2 separate regions of the Homo sapiens genome follow, and region 2 is linked to region 1. A link is a loop called in an ENCODE intact Hi-C map of the cell type or tissue named here. Cell type or tissue: OCI-LY7. All regions are shown on one strand.

Region 1 (5,000 bases):
TTTTTATAGATTTGTCACTATCTGAAAGTTGTCTTTATTTATTTGCCTACTGGTTTGTTTATCTCTTTCCTGCTAGAATGTAAAGTAAATGAGCTCCATAAGAAAAAAGACTATCTGACTTGGTCACTTCTGATTTCTCCAGTGCCTGGCATATAGTAGATTCTCAGTAAATATGTGAATAAATTAATAAATGATTCATAGGAGATATTAATAGGACCATTTATCTTCATGTGAGGAAGCTTATTTGGATATTTCAAGCTTATATGTTGAGTAACATCACTGGTGTAATCCAACAGGCTTCACGTCTAAGATGGACGACATTACTGTGTATATGTACTAGTTGGTATTTTCTTGCAGAGAATGTGCAGCACATTCCATTTTAAGAGTTACGTGGGAGGCCTGGACACAGTGGCTCACGCCTTTGATTCCAGCACTTTGGGAGGCCGAGGCAGGAGGATCGCTTGAGGTCAGGAGTTTGAGACCAGCCTGGCCAAAATGGTGAAACCCTGTCTCTGCTAAAAATACAAAAATTAGCCGGGCATGGTGGCTTGTGCCTGTAGTCCCAACTACTCAGGAGGCTGAGGCAGGAGAATCGCTTGAACCTGGAAGGTGGAGATTGCAGTGCGCCAAGGTCACGCCACTGTACTCCAGGCTGGGGACAGAGCAAGACTTTATCTTAAAAAAAAAAAAAAAAAAAAGCGTTGTATGGGAGAAGACATGGACAGATTCCCTGATTCCCTGGGAATTGATTTACATCAGAACTGGTAGGAAAAGACCTGGCTTCCAGTCCCAGTTCTGTTACTGGCATTCAGGTGCAACATGGAGATGGAAGCTCATGGGAAGTTATACCTCAATCTCAACTGTAGGATTGAGGCTGATTATTCTGAACTCCCCCTTCCCTGACCCTGATGACCCCAAAATAATATGTGTTCGTTTGTAGAGATAGGCAGATACCCATATTGTGTTGTTTCAGACACCAAGCTTTTTCCTCTAAGGAAATACATTCATTACACTTCTCACTTGAATGATATTATGTTTTATTTTGGTAGACTAGCAAATAAGACATATAGTGTCCCCCAAAGTAGCATCTGGGGAGAAGTGCTGTTGAGTGTGAGATGCCCTTTGGTTTTCAATTAAAAGGAAAGAATGAACAGGGCAGCAGTGAGACAAAAGAAACCTTTGTGTCCTGGTAACATTGCAGTACAATGAGGCTCCAGGGATAAGGGCTTTAACTGGAAACTTGGAAAGTTCTGTCTAGAAAAACTGAAGAAAAGCAGGCCTTCCAAGTCACTGACATCTAATACACTAATCCCAAGCATGCAAGTAGCCAGAGACATGTTGAGATAGGAATTGAAGGATTAGACATTTGTTTATTGAAGCTCTAAGTTAGGAACTGTTTCTAGGCTTTGCTTGATTACTATATGATATGTTGTATAATAGGATACTTCTGAATACAAATAAGCTGTGGTTTAAACCATGTAAATAACAGAACTCTTGTTTCGTCTCAGGTTAAACCAGTATTTAGCAGTATTGTGTATGTTAAAAAACGGTGCAATTTTAAGAGAATGCTGATCTAATGAATTTCTTGAGATTTTTGAGGTGTGTTTGTGTTTTTAAAGCATTTTGGGAGAAGAGGGGCTTAAGAAGGAAAAATTGCTTGTACTTTGCGGATCAAAAATAAGATTATTAACACCCCCTACCCCTAAAAGGTTAGGACTTTTCTTCATTTCAAAAGAATAAAAAGTTAAATGTTGGGTTTTGTCTATGTCGTGGTATAAATAATGTATAAATATATACATGCTTTTGTTGTGTTTTTTTTCCATTTTTGTTTTTTTTTAATATTTAATATTGAGAGTTTTGAGAACTTCTGTCTCCTAATGATGGAGTTGCAGATAAAAAATCACAACATGCTAATTTTTTTTTGGCATTCTCTCCTAGAAAGATGAAATCTTTTTTTTTTTTTTTTTTTTTTTTTTGAGACAGAGTTTCGCTCTTGTTACCCAGGCTGGAGTGCGGTGGCACGATCTCAGCTCACCACAATCTCTGCCTCCCGGGTTCAAGCGATTCTCCTGGCTCAGCCTCCCGACTAGCTGGGATTACAGGAATGTGCCACCACACCCAGCTAATTTTTTGTCTTTTTAGTAGAGACAGGGTTTCTCCATGCTGGTCAGGCTGGTCTTGAACTCCCGACCTCAGTTGATCTGCCCACCTCGGCCTCCCAAAGTGCTAGGATTACAGGCATGAGCCACTGTGCCTGGCCAATCTATTTTTTTTTAAATAAAAATGAGTATTAACATTATCTATTTCCATGATGACCCTAAAAACATTAAATTCATTAAACTCATAATAGTACTAAGCATTATATCTAATTTCCATTGCATACTGCAAATATTTAAGGTAACTTGTGCCCATAAGAACAGAGTTAGTTGCCTGGAGAGTGATTAGAATTAGAATCTTAGGATTTCTGGAAAATCTTAGGATTTTCTCCATTGTTCAAAGACACGTAGATAAATAACCTTAACCATACATCCTCTACTTCCACCCACCTTTTTGGGCTGATAATTCATGCTTCTTAGATTTCCTGGGCACTAGATGTCACTATTGTTCCAGGCACTAGTGCATCTTAAATAAGGACTTGCACTGTGTCAGAATACTTATCTGTTGTCTAAGACGTTTCAAGAGAGAGCATAAAACGGAGGGAGAAGTGGAGGGAGAGGAGGGAGGGCTGGTGGAGGGAACAAGTGAAAGTGACCTCCCCGACAAAAATATGGGGCCTTTCTTCACTTCAAAAGAGTAAAAAGTTGAGAGCCAGAGATTGGCATCAAGAACGAAAAACTGATGTTACAAGCGAACTGGTCATGCTTTTAAAAATAGCTTTTCAGTTCTTGTATATATGCACAGGATTTCTCATTAAAATCACCTTTGATTGTTTCTTGGCCTTTTGGCTAAGATCAAGTGTAAAATCACCTTCAGAGAGTGTTTAAAACAAACTCCCGGGCCTCTAGAGGTCTCATTCAGTAGGTTTGGGGCAGGGAGGGACTTGACATGTTTAATGAGCCTTGGGGTGATTCTGATGTTTCCTTGCACCAGTGGAGCAGGAGTTAGTCTTCGTGATGTCTAAGATTAATTGCCACTGATAGTCAGAACAACATTCTGCAAAATTTGATTTAACCCTTGAAGGGGGAAGCATGTTTTCAGGGAAGCCACATTTTTTTTTCTGTTTTCTTTATATTCCTTAAGATCTGTTTTCCTCATCAAGCATGATATTGGCCATGTCCTTGGTAATAGTGGGTTTTGTGGCTATGCTCAGATTTTCATTGAGAATCAGAGGAAAAGGTTGCTTATCTGTATTATTTTGGGCTTTATATGCTGTCTTCCTCCATGGTCTCTTTCATTTATCTTTGAATTGGCTGGATTTGACTGGCAGAATAAAGAAGGGTGGGGCATTTATTTAAATAAGTAGGCCAGACATTACATCGCACAGCCGAAGGGCTAGTGGGTTATATTTGTTGTCTTCCCTTTTGCTTAGTTTGACCCTTAACTGGTAACTCACAATAACCTCAAGAAGGTTGGAATTTCTCAAGAGAACAAGAAGGAAGTGGAAAAGAAACTGACTGTGAAGCCTATAGAAACCAAGAACAAGTTCTCCCAGGCGAAGCTGTTGGCAGGAGCTGTGAAGCATAAGAGGTTAGTCAGCACTCACACAACTCAGATTTCTCTCTGACCGTGTACTCTGAAACACCACTTGTAATGGAAGCCAGAGCCAACGCTTGCCTCGCGTGAGTCCTGGTGAAGTTCCCTTGGTGTGCTCACCTATCTCTCCCTTTCCAGATTTGAGGCCTTCTATAGGCTTTGACCCTCGTCTCTCTGATCACTTATTCAACAAATATAAATAATAGCTACTCTTCAGTGGGGATCTGCCACACCAGGCATTGTGTTAAGTGCTTCCTGTGCATAATCCCATGTATTCTTCAACAACCCTATGAAGTACAATTATAATCCCTGTTTTGTAGATGAGAAGACCAAGAGTTTGAGAGGTTGAGACCCTTCTTTGTGCAAGATCATAGAGAAACAGAGAGCTAGAGTTCATTATTTGGGCTTCTGTCTAGAAAAATGAGGTAGTGAGTCTTGTGAAAGGATCTGTGTAGGGTGTACTGAGAGCAAGGAGGAGGAGCATACAATGCTGCTGGGAGGGTGTTGTGTGCATCTTCATGTTGGGGAGGTTGGGGGAAACCATTGGAAAGATGCTGATTAGGTAGGACAACTAGGGCTTTGACAAGCAACAAGGGAGAGAACAGTCTAAGCAGAGGGAATAGCTGCTGCAAAGGCATCCTGTCCTGAAAGAACATGGCAGCCCTGGCAGGGTTACAGACCTGGCTGTGGCTAGGTTTGGATTGATGTGGAAGTGATAGCACTGTCTCAAGGCTATGATAAGTTCTTTGCTATGTTTGCTCCTCCCTTTCCAAATCCTGAAATGTCATCAGAGTGATTGAATCTGGTCATTTAGATTTGACCCAACAGACTGTGGGCGAAATGATAAGTTTAAGTGCAGTCTATTAGGAAAATCAATATGATATATTGGCAACCAGCCATATGTTTTGAAGGGAGTGTATTGATGCAGTCTTGTGGTTTGGCACACCACCCATCTGCTGCAGATGTTCTTAGGAACACTGCCTACATGTAAAAATGTCATGCTGGTATAGCAACAGAGGGGAGGAGTTATCCTGAGAAGGGCTCGCTACCCAAACCATGAATTATTCCTTTCAAGTTCTCACATAAGCTTTCCTGCAAGACTAGGGACTCGCAGGATTTGGACCTGGGTCAGTTTTACTGGAATATGCCAAGGGAGGGCTCTCCAGGTGATCAATTTGTTATCCCTTGAGACTGCTCTTGGTGGTCGCAGAATGGGTGTTGTAACTGTTTCCCTTAGTTCTTAGATCACCTTTAGAAAAGGCTCTGTAGTAGCGTATTTGGTGACCTGCATATAACCCCTTTTGGGT
Region 2 (5,000 bases), 120 kb after region 1:
CTCCAGCCTGGGCAACAAGAGCAAAACTCTGTCTCAGAAAAAAAAAATAGTGTAGGTCTGATAATGGTTTTGTGGTTATATGTTTGAACCTGGAGAAGGACATGGGAAGGCCACACTCCAGGGGGTCAAACCGGATTATCTGGTTGGAAGGGCTGGAAGGGCATTTGAGATGGGGGCTAGAAAGCAAGAAAAAAGACTGAAGCAAAATGGAAAACACAGATGCTATGAAAACACAGTGCATGAAACTAGTTTATGACTGCAAACAGGTAGAAACTGAATATGCAAATAGGCAAGGAGTAGACAGTCCTGTGGACACATGACAACATGGATTTGATGAGAGAAGAGGTTGTTTAGGTGAGGCAGGTTTTGTCTTGGATTTCTTTATTTTAAGGTAATTACTATAATAGAATCACCACAATGACAATAAAAGGAAAGGCTGACCATCCACTGTGCAGATGAAGAAGCTGAGGCCCGGGGAGTTAAATCCCTTTTGAGCCAAGAGTCCTGATTCCAGGTCCAGTCTCTGGTTACAGACCCAGATGTTCTGGGGCGAGTGAGGTGGTAACCCCAAGGAGAGTGGGGGTGCCTTGAGGAAGGGCTTTCAGAAGTGCTACGCTCCAGCCATGCAGGCAGGTTCAAGTGGGTGCCCTGGTGAGGCTCCAGGGGTGGGGTTGGAGGTGGACAGGGCTCCCAGGTGCCCTGAGTTGAGTGGATGGTGCAGGTGAAGGCTTCCCCAGTCCAGCACAGCATCTCCCAGTGGGAGACATGCGCTGCCTAAGGCTGGGGGCTGCCGAGAGACAGCCAAGTTTCTACCAAAGGCCAGGGGACTCTCATGGGGCAGGGCTGGTGGGAAGAAATCGAGAAAGACTCACCTGTCTTCTAACCAAGAAGCCCCCTCCCAGGTCACTGGGCAGATCCCCACATGGTGCCCTCTGGGGCTGTGTCCTCGTTACTTACTGCAGTTCCAGGGGTCCCGGGCAGTCCTTCAGAGTGGCACAGAGGCGGGTGAGGCTTGGGGGCTCCAGAGGACACTCACTGAGGCTGCAAAGGGGCAATGGGCAGGGCAGGGAATCAGAGAAAGCCCAGGGTCCCTGGCTAGCCCCAGGGGCTCTATCCTTCTCCCAGCATCCCTCACTCTAAGTGGGAGGCCACAGGCCCCTTCCCCTGTGGGGCACTCGCTTCCCTCTCGAGTCTCCCCTGCAGCCCCCAATCCTCCTGCCCTGACAGTGACAGTGCAGGACCCTGAGTTCCCAGCTGCCCTTGTCAGTGACTCTCCAAGTCCTCCCCACCGCCCCCTCCAGAGCCCAGGCCACCATCCTCACTCACCTTGACCATTTAACACCCTCTGGGCTTCCACTCTTGCCTCCCTTTAATCCCTCTCTGCCCCACAAGTGTCTCACATTTTAACACTGCACATCTGACCAGGCCTCTCCCTGTTACCCCCGTGGCTCCCCATTGCCCTGGGGCTAACAGTGAAATTGAAATGTCCTTCCCAGGGCCTCACTTGCCTCCACTTCCCTGGAGGCCTAGAGAGAGGTGGGGCCAAGTCAGGGTCTCACAGCCTCTCATGGCAGAGCTTGCAGATGGGGAGTGTATTAGTGGGGAGACAGGCCAACCCCTTTCTTTCTGGAAAGTGGGTGTCCCCCAGAGCAGATGGAGACCCCAGGCAGGGAGTGGCTGAGCTGCTCTGTTTGCTTCACAGAAATGTGGAATCTTCTCTCCAAGGAGAATGCGGGGCATGGGCCAGCTGAGCTGCCCGTCAGGGGCCAGAGCTCCCCAACTCCCAGCACCCCTCACACCCACGCCTCTTTCTTTTCCTTTTCTCTTAAACTCCCTCTCTTCCCTCTATCCCAATCCCCAGCCCTAGCCCCCTGCCAGCTCTGCCCCCTCTGACGCCTCATCCCTATTATGGTTACCCCCAAACAAGAAGGGCTGGGACAGTACCAGAGGCTCCTGGGGATGCAGCGCTGACGGAACCCTAAGAACTTGGCTGCAGCTGGGAAGTCTGGCAAAGATCCAGTGGCCCACATATCCCTAGGAGGGGGATCATTTAGAAAGGAAAGTTCAGATCACCCCCTCGGACTCCCAGCCCAGCCCATATACCCCTAGGAGGGGGATCGTTTAGAAAGGAAAGTTCAGATCACCCACATTGGACTCCCAGACTTGGAAAGTCAGGGCTGGAAGGCATCTCAGAGACAATGCAGTCACTAGATCCTAGCTCAGTCCCTCATTGTTCAGATGGGGAAACTGAGGCTCAGGGAAGGGAAGCCTGAGTTAGAAAAGCCAGCAGCTTGTTCCTGTCCAGGTGAGCAGGCAGGAGGACCCAAGACAGAGCCTCTCTGACCACTGCTTGGCATCACATGACTTCTGCCTCCCTGTACGTCAGTTCTTTGGGCCTCAAGAACCCGGGGGTTCCCCAGAAACAGAGATCCTATCCTGGGAAGCAAGACCACCCAGGCTTGAGCCACCCCTGACTCCTGACAGCCCATCTGTACGGCAGTGCCTTTTCTTGACACACTAGCTGTGACTCTCTCCACCCAGCCAGCTGCACATGGGCCCACCCTGTCCGCTGCCACTGCTCCCAAGTGAGGCCAAGAGGCCTGGTCCCACTAGAGGGCAGCCGGGAACATCATGAAGAGCTAAACTAGTATTGGTTGTTTACTGCGAAGACGGGGAAAATGTTTTTTCAGAGCACCCACGGCCCCTGCCTTCAGAGCGTGAAAGGGCAGTGACATGTATGGAGCGGTGGGTCTACAAAATTCCCCGAAACGCAGAAGCACAAATGTTCTCCTGTCTCCTCCCACACAGCAGCAATCTGCGGGCACCTGCCCTGCTCTGGGACCTCTCCCAACCATATCCCTCCCTTCCTCCCATCTGCATTGCCTCCTTCCAAGGGGAAAACAGGGCAGTTGATTACTGACAATTTATGGGGGGGGCGGTGGTTACTGAAGTGGTGATTAAACCTAGTGTGCCGGACTTGGGTGGTTTAACTGAGAGCTGAGTGGTCAGCATGGGTCTGGGGGTGGGGGGACCTCCAACAGACGGGGACCAGAGCGGGAGGGGACTCCCCCACCCCGAGCGTTCCCTCCTCACCTGCTTGTCTTGTCCCCTCTCAGGAGGATGTGTTGGCTTTCAAAGCTGGAAGCAGAGAGGAAGCAGCAGTTTGAAAATGGTCAAAGACCAACTTCCCTGGCAGTGGCAAGAACCCAGACTGGTCAGGGCAAGGAGGGCCTGGGGTGGCCTGCTTTCTTAGCAAACAAGGAATAGATTAAGCAACAATTACATGTATCAAGTCACATGCAAAGCACACCATCGACATTTCTCATTTGATTCTCACAATAAACAATGAGGTAAGAAATTCTTCTTTGTTGTTGTTTCGAAGAAAGGGTCTTGCTCTGTCGCCCAGGCTGGTGTGCAGTGGTGCAGTCATGGCTCACTGCAGCCTCAACCTTCCCCGGGCTCAACTGATCCTACTGCCTCAGCCTCCCAAGTAGCTGGGACTACAGGAACGCCCCACCATGACTGTCTAATTTTTGTATTTTTTGTAGAGATGGGGTTTTGCCATGTTGAGCAGGCTGGTCTCAAACTCCATGGCTCAAACGATCCTCCTGCCTTAGCCTCCCAAAGTGCTGGAATTACAGATGTGAGCCATTGTGCCTGACATTTTTTTTTCTTTGAGACAGAGTCTTGCTCTGTTGCCCAGGCTGGAGTGCAATGGTGTGATCACAACTCACTGTAGCCTCGATCTCCTGAGTCTAAGCAATCCTCCCACCTCAGCCTCCCAAGTAGGTGCATGCCATCACGCTTGGCTAATTTTTAAAGTTTCTGTAGAGATGGGGGGGTCTCACCATGTTGTCCAGGCTGGTCTCAAACTCCTAGGCTCAGGTGATCCTCCTCCTCCTGTCTTGGCCTCCCAAAGTGCTGGGATTACAGGCTTGAGCCACTGTGCCAGGCCAGTAATTATTCTTATCTCCATTTTACAGATGAGGAAACTGAGGCCTGGAGAGGCTCTGGGACCTGCTCTGAGCTCGCAGCAGTTAAGTAACTGAGCCTGGTCCATCTGCTGTGGCACCTCCCATTCTTGGGGGTCCTTAGGGAAGGGAAAGGGAAGCAGACCTCCCCTGAAAATCATGGATGCGGTGCCCTGAGTGCCTGGGGTGGCTTGGCTGGCTGGTGCCTCCCCTTTTATATTCTCATCAGCTCCCACAATTAAGACAGGTCCCTGAGTCCCCAGTGGCAACTAGGAAGCTCCCAGTTTTCTTTTCTTTTCTTTTTTTTTTTGAGATGGAGTCTCACTCTGTCGCCCAGGCTGGAGTGCAGTGGCACGATCTCAGCTCACTGCAACCTTCGCCTCCTGGGTTCAAGTGATTCTCCTGACTCCTGAGCGGCTGGCACTACAAGGGCTCACAACCACGCCCAGATACTTTTTTTTTTTTTTTTGGTATTTTTAGCAGAGACAGGGTTTCACCCTGTTGGCCAGGCTGTTCTCAAACTCCTGACCTCACGTGATCCGCCCACCTTGGCCTCCCAAAATGCTGGGATTACAGGCGTGAGCCACCGCGCCTGGCCCCCAGTTTTCTTAAAAGTCTCTGCAGCATACCAACATGGCACATGTATACATATGTAACAAACCTGTATGTTGTGCACATGTACCCTAGAACTTAAAGTATAATAATTAAAAAAAAAATCCTAAAAAAAAAAATCTCTAAGGACTATCCAAAGAACGAGTGAGGCAGAGTCAATGAACTCTCTAATGGTGAATTTGGAGAAATTTGAGCATCCGTGAGGCCATACTTATTCATTCATTTGATCATTCATTCATTCAGTGGACGCCCATCACATGCTCTGCAGATCTGGTACTGCCCAAGGTGCTGAGGATGACAGGTTGGCATGAAACTGGTGGACAAGGGGCCCACGTGGGAGCAGATGACCTGTGGGATGGGGGACAGGGGCAGGGCTGGGGGCGGAGAGGCACGCTCACCTGATGTCCAAGCGGAAGA

Evidence for each region. Peaks named below come from ENCODE experiments on the same cell type or tissue, not always from the same donor. Only the 100,000 strongest peaks of a DNase experiment are listed, where the experiment ranks them.
Region 2: a loop joins it to region 1, with 9 times the contacts of the local background. A loop is called at or near these places in 1 of 110 quality-filtered maps.

The regions. Positions count from the first base shown.
Region 1 is chr16:57,165,780-57,170,779 of GRCh38, reverse strand. PSME3IP1 (proteasome activator subunit 3 interacting protein 1) reads left to right here. Exons shown (of 7, transcript NM_024946.4): 5 at 3,554-3,687. Among named protein-coding and RNA genes, the nearest start is that of PSME3IP1, 18 kb to the left of the region's middle. In OCI-LY7, CTCF peaks have their summits at 2,396 and 2,597 (motif pointing right); a DNase peak (open chromatin) is centred at 2,609.
Region 2 is chr16:57,043,586-57,048,585 of GRCh38, reverse strand. It overlaps NLRC5 (NLR family CARD domain containing 5), which reads right to left. Exons shown (of 49, transcript NM_001384950.1): 20 at 4,982-5,000; 21 at 3,094-3,138; 22 at 1,945-2,034; 23 at 958-1,041. Among named protein-coding and RNA genes, the nearest start is that of CPNE2, 46 kb to the left of the region's middle. RefSeq lists enhancers at 575-664, 2,298-2,477, 2,728-2,787. In OCI-LY7, CTCF peaks have their summits at 2,407 and 2,610 (motif pointing right); DNase peaks (open chromatin) are centred at 2,615, 3,225 and 3,325; H3K4me3 peaks cover 2,404 bases; H3K27ac peaks cover 3,210 bases.